Regions from separate parts of the Homo sapiens genome. Here region 1 is linked to region 2. A link is a loop called in an ENCODE intact Hi-C map of the cell type or tissue named here. Cell type or tissue: heart right ventricle. All regions are shown on one strand. Each heading gives the region's core, and the rest is flanking DNA. Links, peaks and the distances in the headings are about the cores only.

Region 1 (4,403 bases), core at 307-4,306, 120 kb before region 2:
AATTTTGTTTTGTTTCATTATTAAGTTTTGATTGGAGCTGAAAGCATATACCCCAAAGAACTACAAGAAGTTTTCCAAGAGACCTTTAATCCAAATGCCCATTAGTTCAAATGTTCATATAATCATTATCAAAATGGGTGTCCCTTAAATGGCCCTGGGGTGTAGAGGAGGCAGCTGAATTCTGTACAGGAGCTTTGTTCAATCCCCTGGCACGAGATTCCAAGCCAGTTACTTCAGGAGGCATAAAAGCAGAGTTGGTCACAAACTAGTTCTAAGAATCATCCTTTTTTCTTCCCCCAAGTTTAATATTGACCTAGACTACATGCGGTTGAAACCCAGCTTTGCCACCTATTAGCTGTGTAACATCTCTAAGCCTTTATTTCCTTTTCTGTAAAATGAAAATAATAGACATGTTAGAAGTATTAAGTAAGCTAATGCTTATAAAGTGCTGTGATGGTTAATTTTATATGTCAACTTGACTGGGCCCCAGGGTGCCCAGATATTTGCTTAGACATTGTTCTGGGTATATCTGTGAGGGGGCTCCTGGATGAGATGAACATTTGAATTGGCAGACTGAGTAAAGCAGACTGTCCCCTGCAACGTGGATGGGTCTCATCCAATCCATTGAAGGCCTGAATAGAGCAAAAAGGCGAAAAAGGGAGAATTCTCTCTCTCTGCCTATCTTCAAGCTGGGACATCAGCCTTTTCCTGCCTTGAGATTCAGACTCAGCCTAACACTTAGACCATTAGCTCTTTGGATGCTTGGACTTAAACTCAGACTGGAACTCACACCATCAATTGAACCTGGTTCTCAGGTCTTTGGCCTCAGACTGGAACTATACCGTAGGCTCTCCAGGGTCTCCAGCTGGCTGACTGCAGATCTTGGGACTTAGTCTTCATAACCACATGAGCCAATTCATCTATCTATCTATCTATCTATCTAATCTCTATCTATCTCCTCTTAGGTCTGTTTCTCTGGGGAACTCTGACTGATAACAAGTTCTTAGTACAATGCCAAGTACATAGTAAGCACTATATAGGAATTTATTGAATACATAATACATAACAAAAATGTATATGTTTTTGCCATATTTTCAAATACATTTCTGCAATTGACAAGTGTTATTAAGGATGAAAGTCATAATTATAATTATTACATTAACTATTTTTTATTAAGCTCCTAATAAACACTAATCTTTACAACAATCCAGAAATGCCTCTCTATTACTCCATCCTCTACCTCACTTCTATCTTGATCCAAACCACCATCACTCCATGCCTGCACTAGTTCAGTAGCCACTTATCTGATCCCCTGGTGTCCACTCTGACCTCCCATAGGGTATCAGGGGTGTCTTTTAAAATAGTAAATCAGAGCTCATCATCTCCATATCCAAAACCTGCCAGTGACTACCCATCTAATAGAGTGGCCGAGCTGGATTCAATTTTGTCATAAGTAAGAATTTAAGATGATCACTATATCCAAAACACTATGTGTCTTATGCTATTATTTTCCCTTTACCAGAGTGAGTAAATTGAGGTTCAGGGAGAATACGTTGCTTATCAAAGGCTGCTCAGTAAGTTAGTGACGGGGCAAGGATTTGAGCTCTGTCTGTCTAAATCCATAATTGTTGTTCTCAATCACAGTGATGAATGGATGGCATGTAATTAAAGAGTGCAAGGACCCCACACCACAGGTGTTCTCCACCCATTTCCAGGCCGGGAAGTTTGGGAAGGGTCAATGTTAACCTCTTGATCACCTTTCCCCTGTCACAGACAGGAGAAAGGATATGGGGTGTTCTCTCTGGTCACAGGCTCCAGCTCCTTGGATGGCAATGAGACTCAGTCCCCACAGAGCTTTCCTGTAGGCTTCCCTGTGCACCTCCTGCCTGCCTCCTTCCATGGCTCAGCTTAACTTTCCCATTGCCCTGTCTTTGTACTCCTTCCCCAGAATGTTCCTAGCCTTGACACAAAAGAAATGCCTAAGCCACAGCAAACATCCATCTGAAATATCTGACATTCCGTGTCCAGTAACATAGCAGGAGGAACTCTGATACACAGACACCCTACTGATTCTGTGTTTATGTTGTCCTTTGAGACAGACTAGCTGGGTAATAAAATGATCCCAACCTCCAGTGTATGATTTCTACCATTTGGATGCCCGTTTCACGTTAATCAGTAATCAACTTTTCAGTCTAATATTATGTATTCTTCATTCCTGATTATTACGAATAACTTAATTCAACTATTTTCATGGTTCATGTATGTATTTTATTTTATATTTAAATATTTTTAGATTCATATATAGTCTTATGTATTGTATATATCATATGATTACATGTCTATGACTGCAACTTAGTTACTAGCTAAATGCTGACAACTCCCAAATTTATACCTCCATTCCAGACATTGCTCCTAAGTTCCAGACCCATATATCCAGCAAGCCACTCAACATCCCACTTTCATGTCTCCCAGACATAAAAGTTCAGCAAGTCCAAAACTAACTCATGATCTCCCTTCCAGAGCCTGTTTGTCTTCCCATGCTCAGTAAATGTCAGCCACCCTCCCACCAGGTGTTCAAGCTAAAAACCGAGATGCCATCCTTGGCACCACCTTAGCATGCATTCCCAAATCCTGACTACCTTGCCTCTTAAACTCATTCAATTATCAGTCTACTCATTTAACAATTATTTATTTTGCAGCGTTGTATTAAAAATGAATGATATAATGGTAAACAAGATAGACATGTCCTTGTCTCTCAGAGCTCATAGTCATAAATCACAACAGCACATTTTGGTGAATGAATGAAGAGAGTTTTACACAGGATTGAGACTTCATATAGTTTCATTAATGGGCAATCACATATTCTGTGTTAGATCTCATCATGGACCATCTATAAAGAGGTAAAGTATAGTGTCTAAAGGCATGAACTTTAAAATCAGAATTATCTGATCAATAAGTTGATATGCTTTTATTACACACCTATTACATGCTAAGCACTTCGTAGGCATTAGGAATTCGGCTAACAATAAGCAAAGTCTTTGCACCCCCAGCATCTTGGAACACTTTCCTGGGTTTGAGAAACTCCCCATCTTGATGGACTGACAAATTTATTCCCTCTAAGGAAGACATAAGCTTACTTCCTCAAAGTCCCTTGCAGCTAAGTTGCAGGCATGTAATCTGGGCTCAGCCTATCAGAAGCCTCCATAAACTATTTGACGCAAGGAAAGTGGTATCAGGAACAATTTGTTTAAACAAGTGTGGTAACAGCTACATCCATCTCTCAGAGGCAGTAGTAGGAGATGTTTTAGCATAAGTGACCTAGTGGTTACCTTAGGAGTATAAGGTGTTGAACTAATTCAGTGATTCAGCCGGTGACTTGGTGAGCATTTCATGTTTGGTTCACCAGGGTCACTCAATATCTTTTATAAAATTTCTTATTTGTTTCCACTAACCAATATTGGGTTCTGTTGTTTGTAACTAAGAATCCAAGGTGATACACCTAGGTTGAATCTCAGGCCTTCAATATATTAGCTGGATGTTTCTGGGTAAATTATTTAACTTCTTTCACCCTCAGTTTCCTCATCTGCAAAATGAAAAATATTCAGTGCAATAACTCATGGGCTTGTTGGGAAGGTTGGTGGGGGTTTTCATTAGAATTTTCCAGCCTTGATGTCTCAATATGCTCTTCTTAAATAACTGTCATTCTAAGAATTCAAGGAATGGATTTTTGTTTCTCTCCCTTCTTTGGTTCCTTCTACCTTTTCCTGGGCAGAATCTTCTGGAGCTTCCAGTCAATTCATGCAACTTTGAGAATTAGAACCAGGCCTCCTGTAAAGAAGGTAGGATTCAGAGGAGTCAGGCAGACCTGGGTGTAATCCTTGATCTGCCACCTCCCAGCTGTATAAGCTCAGGTGAATCGCTCAGCATTGCATTGCACATTTTAATTGCAGAATGTGATTTTCCATGTCCCTGCACACATCACCAAATTCCGGAAAATGAACCCCTTGTAATGTAAGTGCTATTGTTTGCCAGTGGTTTATCGGATAGCAGGGGAAAATAGCCATGCTGTCATACCATCAGCTCCTTTGACTCAGCATTTAACAGTTTGCCGTGTTTCTATATCATTTGATATTCACAACAACCTGGACTGAGCTGTGCAGAATCGCTGTCCTAATTGCCACTTCACAGAAGAAATTGACAGTCAGAGAAGTTGAGTCCAAGTCAGTACTTTTTCTGCTATACCCAAGTTTTAGGGGTGAACAGGACATTTCAATTATATATTTTGTCTTCTGGACTCAAAATGATATTTAAAAGACAATCAATTGGCCAAGTCTGGTAGCTCATCCCTATAATCCTAGCACTTTCGGAGGCCAAGGTGAGGAATTATTTGAGCCCAGGAGTTT
Region 2 (4,403 bases), core at 288-4,287:
ATTTTGAATATTGCATTGGGGCTGCCCATCCTCACCTTGCTAACTTCTCACTGACATACATTTCTGGGGGCTTCTTCCCTTGCATTTTTCAGCTGAAAACAAACAAACACAAAAAACTTGAATGCCCCTGACTCTGGCCATCTAAATCCCATTTCCGGCTGCTGAAGCCCCTCCAGCTGAGACCCCAACAACCATCCCTTTTGGTTCCCCCTCACCCCAACCAGGTTTCGTAAGCAAGTGCTCCTCCACGTCCCAGAAGAGCCTAGCTAGAGTCCCCACCCTTCCACTAACCAGCTGTCAGCCCCAACCCAGACAGATCTGACCCCTGGAATTTTTTTTTTTTTAGCACTGCCTGTCATGCGGCTTGTTCCTTGGCCTCTCCTACCCAAGGGCAAAGCAAAGGGGTTCCAGGGACCCCAAGTGAAGAAGACAGAACTCTGAAGGGATGGTCAGACAATACATCATGGACAGGGCTCTGATTGTCTGATGTCAGAAATTCTGCAGATGGAACTGCCTATGAGTACACTCTCAGGCTACAGTCAAAGCAGTTACTCCCAGGGCGGGCAGGCATAGGGAAGGAATGTGAGAGCTCTACAGAGGTAGATGGAAGCTGCTGTCCGTGTTCTATTTTTCATGCTGTGGTCTTATTTAAAATAAGTAAATTAGTACCTTAATAAAAAAAAATTAAAAGAGGCCTTGCCCATGGGCCAATAATGAAAGCATTTCATGGACCAAGTATTTGTATGAATCTAGTTTGCACTCCTAGGTCAGATATGCACATATCTCTACAAGGCAAAAATTACTACTTGATGAATGAGTCCCCACACGGAAAATGGCTCTTAAGTTATGACTGGAAGGGGACACAAGCAGGGGGGGATGGTTCCCTGCAGTGCTGATAGCATTCTTTTTCTACATCTGGGTGCTAGTTACTTGGATGTGCTCATTTTGTGAAAATTCAGGGAGGTATGATATGCTCTTTTTTCTTTATGCTTCAAAAAAGTAGCAAAGAACATTAAACATTTTTTAATTGCTCTACTTGATCTGGATCTGTATCTAAGAGCAGCAACCACTCCAGGACACAACTGGGAGGACCCCACAATACTGTCTTCCGGTGAATTCCTTCAAGGAATGGCTTATTAGCTTGTGCCATGCTGAGTCACACTGGAGCTAAAGAAAAAAAAAAAACAACAGTAAAACTGATCCTGGCTTTGGTTTAATGTGTGATATTTTGTTCATCATTGATCATTGATTGTCTACATTGACTGTGACTATTTTTTAAGGACGTTGTATTAAAATGTTATCTATCTTGATTACTAAGCTTTTTGGTACTCCCTTAAATTTTGCATCACTATTCCTGACCCTGCTTGTACCCCCCAACAGCTCATCGTTGAGCTTGACCATGAAAACCTCAAATTCCCTCTTCCCCACAGAAATGTCTGTACTACCACGAGCCCAAAAGATGACACTCCCAATGAGGCTCTTGAGCTCCTTAATGACAACAGTGGCCTTCCCAGTGACTTCAAGTTAATAAAGAGCATCCACATAATCTCATTTATCCTCAGTCAGCTTGTGGGAAGGCATGAGTAGTATCCCAATTTTCAGGTTAAAATATGAGGTTTTGTTTTGATAGTAAAGCGAGATTTCCAAGATGACTTTGAGCAGGGACAGTGTTTAATTAATCTCTCTATGACATACAGTGTTTAGCACAACTTCTTGCAGCTCAAGGATCAGCCTGTATATCTTCAAATCCTGGATCCACCATTTCCTGGCTTGCTGTGTGACCCTCAGCAAATTACTGAATTTCTTTCAGCCTCTGTTTTCTCTTCAGCAAAATGGAGATCAGAATAATTGATTTTTATTGAGGATTAAACAAGGTTATCCATGAAAAGCACTTAGCAGTGTGTTTGACACAGACCAGGTATTTAATAATATGAACTATGATTATTGCCCACAGGACAGGCTTGAAAATATTCATGGAAAGGAATCTGATGCCAGTTCAGGCTGTCAGGATCAACTTTTGCTATGAGGCACCTTTTAGCTGTCATCAAATCACCTGGGAAGAGAGCTTTCAAAGCAATCTATTAGCAGAAAAATTATCTGAACTCTAGAAATAGGTGAAGAAGATTACCGAGCATTCCTTCACTGTAGTGCTGAATTTGACTTTCTATTTCCTGGGCTATTTTACAACTCTGTAGAGGCAGAGGCTGGCTCATGGAATTTTGTCTAGTCCAGATGCAAATAATTTCAGTCTAGGGGAGAAGATATCCCATAGATTGCAATACATATTAAATTGCATATATATATACACACACATATATATACACACACACACGCCTGTGTGTGTGCGTGTGTGTGTGTGTGTGTGTGTATCTCAAGCATCTTACATGCTTTTTGGACAGGTTTTAACATATTACTCCTTCTCTAATAAATGAGTTGAATAAAAAATCTTTGACATGCATCCCTTTTGTTATTGCATGTCTTTTTTGGTTTTGTTTTTAGAGTCACATTTTTTTAACCTTTGGAAAATCATACTTTAACACCATGCACAGAGATAAGGCTTTCTCTGGGGGCCCAGAGGAGGCTTTTAGGGAAGCCACATGATTCCTTGCTGAACAAAAACATCCCAGCAATACCTTTCAGGTTGGATTGGCCACTGAGCAGCCCTGAACCTGGCCCCCACCCCCGCCGCAGACACAGAAGGGATTCCAGCTGTAGGACTTCACTCCCAAGTGAGGCCGGGGAGCACTGACAGCTTTCCTTCCCTGCCTCCAAATAAGGATCCAGGTCAGTGCAGAGGCTGGGCCGGCTCCCTGGGGTTTACCAATTATTTGGCAAAGTGCAGAGATAACATTCTGTGCAAATTTCCTCACATTGTTCTGCCTGGCTCTAGGTATTCCCAGATAGAATAATCTAGAGATAAGTGATGGGAAAAGAAGCTAGTACCTGGGCCTCTCCACAAACACGCCCAGTCATTCCCACCACTACGTCCTCCACTCAAGATGTCTGTGACCTCATCTCACCTTCTCATTCTGCTACTTTCTGGCAAAACCTTCAGAATCCCAGTGGAAATCCCCTCCTCCTGGAGTCAGAATAAAATTTTGGTGTGGCCCAGTGGAGCTTATGGTAATAGACACTGCCTTTGAGCATGACTTTCATGGTGTCTGGTGGTGCCCATCAAAGGAGGAGCCACATTCCAGTATCCTCTTCCCCTCAGCCCAGCCCTCAATTTGCTTCCAGGAGGGACCTTATTTCCTCCTCTTGCTTCCATCCTATTCCCAAGCCCCTTCCTGATTAAAAGAGAAAATGTCTGATAAAACCCATCTTAGCCTTAAACATCTCATTCATTCAAATGATATTTAGTGAACTCTTCATATTTGTTAGATTTTGTGGTGGGTGCTGGGGTGACAATAGACCCTGGTTGTTCTTGGCATTTACATTCTATAGATAAGGAGGAAGACAGTAAATCACTACATAAATGAGTAAACAGATTATGGTGGATGCTATAATCTAAATAATGGGGTGGTAGAATATCTCCCTTAGATACAGTTATTAGAAAAATGTTATCCAAGAAAGAGACATTTGAGCTGACATGTAGAAGATGAACAAGAGGCCAGATTTGTGAAAAGGTAGAGGGAAAGGAATCAGAAACAGAGAGACTAGCAACTGCAGTGGTCCTGGATGTGAAAGGTCTGGCATTTTTGAGAAATGCTTAAGGGTACCCAGCCCCCAAGATCCCCTCCAGTGATTCTCACCTCCTGCGATTCATGTCCTTAAGCACTCCCCTCCCCCTCTGGATAGAGCTGATTTATGTAACCAAGAAGACATTTCAAAAGTGAAGGAATGTGCCTTCCAAGCCCAGGTCATAAAAGACATTGCAAATTCAGTCTTGCTCTCTTGAATTACTCAATTTATGGGACATGAGCTGCCATGTTGTAAGGATACTCAAGCAACTCAGTGGAGCAATACACATGGCAAAGAACTGAGGCTTTCTGCCAACAGCCATGTGAATGAGACCATCCTGAAAACAGATCTTCCAGCCCCAGTCAAGCCTCCAGATTATTGCAGCCCATGCTGACCATAGCCTTATGAGATCCCTTGAGACAGAGCCACCCAGCTAATTTTTAATTCCTGATCTTTGACTGCAGCTTTATGAGATCCTCTGAGCAAAAATCACCCAGCTAACTTTTAATTCCTGACCCAAAGAAACTATGAGACATTAAATGCTTATTGCTCTTGTTTATGTTAGTCTGTGGTAATTTGTTATACAGTCATAGATAACAAATATAACCACTCAAATATGGTGAACCAGGCAGAGAGTGATAGAAGATGAAGCCAGAGAGGCTAGCAGTAGCCAGGTCACATGGCCAGTGGAGGCTGCAGTAGGAGCCTGGATTTTATTCCAG

The links. Hi-C counts contacts between places; a loop is a spot of excess contacts. Peaks named below come from ENCODE experiments on the same cell type or tissue, not always from the same donor. Only the 100,000 strongest peaks of a DNase experiment are listed, where the experiment ranks them.
Region 1: a loop joins it to region 2, with 2.1 times the contacts of the local background. A loop is called at or near these places in 1 of 110 quality-filtered maps.

What each region holds. Positions count from the first base shown.
Region 1 is chr12:105,582,881-105,587,283 of GRCh38, reverse strand. No RefSeq gene overlaps it. Among named protein-coding and RNA genes, the nearest start is that of CASC18, 120 kb to the left of the region's middle. In heart right ventricle, for the core only: no CTCF peak of the experiment used is centred there; no DNase peak of the experiment used is centred there; H3K27ac peaks cover 1,276 bases.
Region 2 is chr12:105,458,498-105,462,900 of GRCh38, reverse strand. No RefSeq gene overlaps it. Among named protein-coding and RNA genes, the nearest start is that of C12orf75, 130 kb to the right of the region's middle. In heart right ventricle, for the core only: no CTCF peak of the experiment used is centred there; a DNase peak (open chromatin) is centred at 2,744; H3K27ac peaks cover 2,303 bases.